Regions from separate parts of the Homo sapiens genome. Here region 1 is linked to region 2. The links are chromatin contacts, found by Hi-C or POLR2A ChIA-PET in ENCODE. All regions are on one chromosome and are shown on one strand. The core of a region is the stretch at or near the end of the contact, and the rest is flanking DNA. Distances in the headings are between cores, read along the strand shown. Region 1 overlaps DRC1 (dynein regulatory complex subunit 1). Region 2 overlaps HADHB (hydroxyacyl-CoA dehydrogenase trifunctional multienzyme complex subunit beta).

What was found. A loop is a pair of places that touch in the nucleus more often than their neighbours do. ChIA-PET counts read pairs that join two places held with the same protein, here RNA polymerase II (POLR2A). Pooled maps may share reads with other maps.
Region 1: a loop to region 2 is called in a pooled map, with 2.9 times the contacts of the local background. The contact joins two enhancer-like sites. A Hi-C loop is called at or near these places in 2 of 50 pooled maps. POLR2A ChIA-PET finds 5 or more read pairs at or near these places in 2 of 52 experiments (H1 and activated CD4-positive, alpha-beta T cell).

The regions. Positions count from the first base shown.
Region 1 is chr2:26,411,029-26,413,937 of GRCh38, reverse strand. All of the region lies in intron 1 of DRC1 (dynein regulatory complex subunit 1), which reads right to left. Among named protein-coding and RNA genes, the nearest start is that of DRC1, 11 kb to the right of the region's middle. RefSeq lists an enhancer at 1,492-1,631. Within about 2 kb of position 1,502, at least 3 of the 41 ENCODE cell types and tissues checked have a DNase peak (open chromatin) inside an H3K27ac peak, as active enhancers do.
Region 2 is chr2:26,267,761-26,270,836 of GRCh38, reverse strand. HADHB (hydroxyacyl-CoA dehydrogenase trifunctional multienzyme complex subunit beta) reads right to left here. Exons shown (of 16, transcript NM_000183.3): 5 at 840-884. Among named protein-coding and RNA genes, the nearest start is that of HADHB, 24 kb to the right of the region's middle. Within about 2 kb of position 1,661, at least 3 of the 41 ENCODE cell types and tissues checked have a DNase peak (open chromatin) inside an H3K27ac peak, as active enhancers do.

The DNA of each region.
Region 1 (2,909 bases), core at 253-2,752, 140 kb before region 2:
CATTTAAAAAACTTAAATATTAAAAAAACTGCAATCATAAAAACACTAGAAGTAAATACAGGAGAATATCTATATAATCTTAGCATAGAAAACCCATCTTTGAATAAGACCAAAGTCAGAAAATAAAAAGATTAAAAGATTTTACTTTCTAAAATTTAGAAATTTTATCCTTGAAAGTCAAGGGATAAACTGATAAAAGATATTTGACAAAATTTTACTATCCATAAAATAGGAAGGGCTCCTTCAAATCAATAAACAAAAGACAAAATACCAAAGAGAAAAACTGGCAGAGGATATGAACAGGCAGTTTCCCAAAGAAATACAAATGGCAAATAGGCATTTGAAAATATGGTCAGCTTCACATATAATCAGAGAAACCAAAACCCTGTGAGGTGTCATTACTCTATTATGAGACTAAAAAAGATTTTAAGGGTTGACAGTATCAGGTGGGAGCCCAGCTTTCCACATTCCATGGGTGGGAATGTAAAGTATAACAACGTGTCTAAAAGGCAATTCGGCAAGATTTGTCAAAAGCTTAAATGTGCCTTCCCTCTGACCCAACAATCCTTTCTTTAGGAATTTTTTACAGAAAGCCTTTACAAGTACATAAATAAATATGCACGAGAAAGATGATTGTAGCACTGACAATACTCGTAAGACCATGGAAACATTCTACATACATATTAGTAGCTGACTAATTAAGAGAAAACAATATTTCAGAAATACTTTGTAGCCTACAAAAAGAATGATGTAATACCTAACAGCAGGGAAAGATGTCCACAGCAGTTAAGTAAAGGGAGCCAGTTTTAGAAAAATATGTAGACTATAATACACATTTTCTTTTTAAAACAGGCTTGGCTGGGCGCGATGGCTCACGCTTGTAATCCCAGCACTTTGGGAGGCCGAGGCGGGTGGATCGCGAGGTCAGGAGATCGAGACTACCCTGGCTAACACGGTGAAACCCCGTCTCTACTAAAAATACAAAAAATTAGCCGGGCGTGGTGGTGGGCGCCTGTAGTCCCAGCTACTTGGGAGGCTGAGGCAGGAGAATGGCGTGAACCCGGGAGGCGGAGCTTGCAGTGAGCCGAGCCGAGATAGCGCCACTGCACTCCAGCCTGGGCGGGAGAGCGAGACTCTGTCTGAAAAACAAAAACAAAAACAAAAAACAGGCTTATATGTGCACAGGACATTTTCTGGAAGTATATATGACAAACGAATAACAGCAATTACTTAAAGAACAGGAATTAAATTACTGAGAAGTTCTATTTTCTACATTTTTGTATTGCATGAATTTTCTAAATAGTGCATGTGTGTGTGCTTGTCTGTGTGTGTGAATCAGAAAATGAGACTAAAGGGGCGGTGGCGAGATAAAGTTCCAGATTATAGACTTCTTCAGGGGAGGCATGGGGGAGTGACCTCACCAACCCCCACGCCACTTACATCATCAAGACCCTGCTCTCTCCTCTGGCACACAGTGTCCATAAGGGCTACCAGTACTGCCTTAGGAAAAATGAAACCTCAACATGACACAGCAGGTTTGTTTTTTTGTTTGGTTTCATTTCGTTTTTTGAGACGGAGTTTCGCTCTTGTTGCCCAGGCTGGAGTGCAATGGCGCGATCTCGGCTCACTGCAACCTCTGCCTCCTGGGTTCCAGCAATTCTCCCGCCTCAGCCTAGCAGATCTCTTTATCTCATTCTTTCTTGACTTTTTCTAACTCTGACTTCCATCTCTACTCCCTTTGTTCAAAGTCCAGGACAATCCTACCTAGTGTAACACTATTTTGGAGATACAGAATTGAGTTACCATCCTCCACTCCCAATCTAACCAAAACCCCTTGTTTTTTTCTTGTCATTTCATTGGCTTCCCTATTCTTATTGAACATGCTCTTTGTTTTCTTACCAAGTAAACTAATTGTTCCATTTTACTCAGGTCTTCAGCTATTGCCAGGCTTATCATGTTCCCATCACCACTCAAAAAATTCCCTTGACTTTCTACTTTGACCACCAATTAATGACCAACTCTATTTAAATAATCCCTTCCAAGTGCTTTCTGGATCAAAGATCAGTGCTTCAGAAACAAACAAACAACAACAACAACAAAAAAACCATGCAGTCCAGATATGCTATAATTTTTTTTTTTTTTAAGACAGAGTCTTGCTCTGTCCCCAGGCTGCAGTGCAGTGGAGCCATCTCGGCTCACTGCAACCTCCGCCACCCAGGTTCAAGTAATTCTGCTGACTCAGTCTCCCGAGTAGCTGGGACGACAAACACGCACCACCACACCCAGCTAACTTTTGTATTTCTAGTAAAGATGGGGTTTCACCATGTTGGCCAGTCTGCAGATATGCTATAAATTCTTATTAACTACTATTAACTTAAATCTCATCATTGTCTTTTATGCATCATTTTTTACTGCTTAGCACTGTACTGTCCAATATGGTAGCCAATAACCACATGTGGCTATAAAGCACTTGAAATGTGCCTGGTGCAAATTGAAATGCGCTATGAGTGTAAAATACACTCTAGATGGATTTTGAAGACTTTGAACAAAAAATATTTGCAATATATCTCATCAGTATGATTTACACTGATTGCATATTAAAATAATACTTTTATATATTGGGTTAAATAAATTATTAATTTCACCTGTTCTGTTTTTACCACTTTCAATGTGGCTACTAGAAAACTTGAAATGACATATGTGGCTGATACTGTATTTCTGTTGTTCAGCAGTGTAGAACTAGTATGTTCTCCAAAGCAACTGTTTCAGACTTCTGTCTATTCAGATTTGAGCTCCCTCCCTCCTGGGGGCTGAGTCCTCTTTTGGGAAGCTGTTTCCTCACCACCGCCCCATGTTTGTGGTCTAAATGGGAGCTGCCATCTTGAATACTCTACTTCCTGACCAATTCT
Region 2 (3,076 bases), core at 412-2,911:
CATAAAGGCATATTACTAAGAAGTCAACAGAAGAGAGGTGATTATAGCTTACAGTGTCAAGTGCTATAAAGTACAGAGACAGAGGACTGAGAAAGGATCAGTACATTGAGCAATCATAAAACCATTATTAAGAGAAGATTCTAAAGTATGGTTTCTGTAAAACAAAGGGAAAATGGAAATAATGATTATACAATTAGACAGAGGAAACTAATAATAAGGAAACAGAAACAACTGCTCTTTCACTCATGCTTGAGGTATTGCAGGAAGAAAAAAAAAACAAACATAGAGTTAGAATGGACAGAAAGGTCAACTGAAGGGTTTCTCCAAACTAAGAAAGAACTGTGGCTGGTTGAAGACACAAAGGCAAAGTGTCAGTGGAAAATGAAGAGATAATGCCTTACATGTTATGAAACAGCAACACATTTAATGATTCTCAACCAAATTATTCATCCAGCCTAATCTTATTTAACTACATCTAATTTTACATTTTTACTTGGTTTGCACATGAATCTTCAGGTGTCTTTTAGGCTTCTTTCTAGGTAAATATCTACATAATCTGTTCAGCTACCCTTATACAAGTTCCTAAGGCAATCATCAAATATATGTATTGTGTTTAGGCTGATCAATCGAGTCCTGTGGCTAGCTAAGGTAGCATTAAAGTATACTGTCAGGCTAAGACACTGTTAGGCCTGCAAAATAAAGATTGACAATATTCATAAGCTGCTTAAATTTGTATAGTACAGATGGCTAAAATAAGAACAAATTGCTATTTTATGTGTAAAAACTGGAGAAAGTGCCTTTAATGAAATAAGAACGGAAATGAAACTGCATTTACTTACGTAAGCGCTGCTCTAGCCAAATCATGTGGCATCAGGTCTTTATATCTGGGGAACGAAAACCAGTAATTTAAACCAAAACCCTAGAGCTTCAATGAAAAATTTTCATTCTATTTGAAATACCCAGAGATCATCAAACACATGCTGCTACAAACACACTTAACTTTACTATCCAAGGCAGTCCATCATTTCAAATGAAGAAATAGTGTGACTTCGCTATTTGTCATCCTTAAAAGTCTAGCAAGCCTTAACTCCTCCTGAGCTTGCTAAGAATCGAACAAAAATGTTGTCCAACACCTTAATGTTCAGTATAACATATGCTAAATTTTCTTTAAAGTGAAGCCCCACCTTTGAGGTCTCTTTTCCTTTAAACATTTTATTTTAAAAGTATATTATTTATTTATTTTGTAATGCCTACAGGGCTACAGGTGATGTATTAGGACTTTTGAAGAAACTTTTTGCTTTTAAGTAACTTGAGATTTACCAAAGAATTGGAAAGAGGCCAAGCATGGTGGCTCACACCTAGAATCCCAACATTTTGGGAGGCTGAGGTGATATGACTACTTGAGGCCAGGAGTTCAAGACCAGCCTGGGTAACAGAGCAAGCAAGACCTTGTCTCTTACAAAAAATATTAAAAATTAGCCAGGCGTGGTGGCATGGATCTGTAGTCCTAGCTACTTGGGAGGCTGAGGTGAGAAGACTGCTTAAGGCCATGAATTTGAGGCTGCTAGGATCACACCACTGCACTCCAGTCTGGGCAGCAGAGCAAGACCCTGTGTAAATACATAAATAAGAATTGGAAAAAGAGAGCAGAGTTCCTCTTTCCCCCTGCTGTTTTTTTTTTTTTTTTAAGACGGAGGTTCGCTCTTGTTGCCCAGGCTGAAGTGCAATGGCGCAATCTCAGCTCACTGCAACCTCCACCTCCAGGGTTCAAGCAATTCTCCTGCCTCAGCTTCCCGAATAGCTGGGATTACGGGCACCCACCACCACGCCCAGCTGATTTTTTTGTATTTTTAGTAGAGATGGGATTTCACCATGTTGGCCACGCTGGTCCTGAACTCCTGACCTCAGGTGATTTGCCCGCCTTGGCCTCCCAAAGTGCTGGGATTACAGACGTGAGTCACCGCGCCCAGCCTTCCCCTGCTTTTTCTAATACTGACATCTTACATAACCATGATATACTTATTAAAACTAAGAAATGAACATTGGCACAATACTATTCACTAAGCTACTACCTATCTGAGTCTCACCAGTTGTTCCACTAATGTCCTTTTTCTGTTCCAAGATTCAATCCAAGATACCATGTTGCATTTAGTTGTCATGCCTCCTCAGTCTCCTCCAATTTGTGACAGTTTCTCAGTCTTCCTTGTCTTTCATGACCTTGACACTTTTGAAGACTGGGGTTATGGATTTAGGGGAAGAATATCACAGAGGTAAACTGTATTTCTCTTAGCTTCGTATCAGGGGGCACATGATATCAACATGACTTACTACCAGTGATGTTAAAGTGATGATTTGGGTCAAGTGATGTCTGCCAGTTTACTCCACTATAAAGTTACTATTTTTTCCTTTCTTATCTCAATTTGTTAGAAGTGAGTCACTAAGTCTAGCCCACATTCTGAGGGGAGAATTAAGTTCCACCTTCCAGTGGCAGGAATAACACAGACTTTGCGGACGTATGTCGAAATCATCATAGTAATTGATAAATATTTTGGGGGAGATTCTCTGAGACTATGCAAATATTCTGTTTCTTCTTAGCATTTCACCTAATTTTAGCATTCATTTGTAGATCTCGCAGCAAGTATTATGTGGTATTCTAATGGTTATTTTTCTCATTCTTTATTTATTTTTATTTTTTGAGATAGGGTCTCACTCTGTCACTCAGACTGGAATGCAGTGGTGCAATCACAGGTCACTGCAGCCTCAAACTCATGGGCTCAAGCAATCTTCCCACTTCGGCCTCCCTTGTAGGTAGGACTACCGGTGTCTGCTACCACACCCAGCTAATTTTTCATTTTTAGTTTTTGCAGAGATGGAGTCTCACTTTGTCCATGCCGGTCTCGAACTCCTGGCCTCAAGCAATCCTCCTACCTCAGCCTCCCAAAGTGCTGGGATTACATGTGTGAACCACTGTACACAGTCCTCCTATATTTATTAATCAAAATTCTTCTGTAAGGAAGACTTGTTCATTCTTTCTCATTTATTTACTCTTTTTTTTTTTTTTTTTTGAGACAGAGTC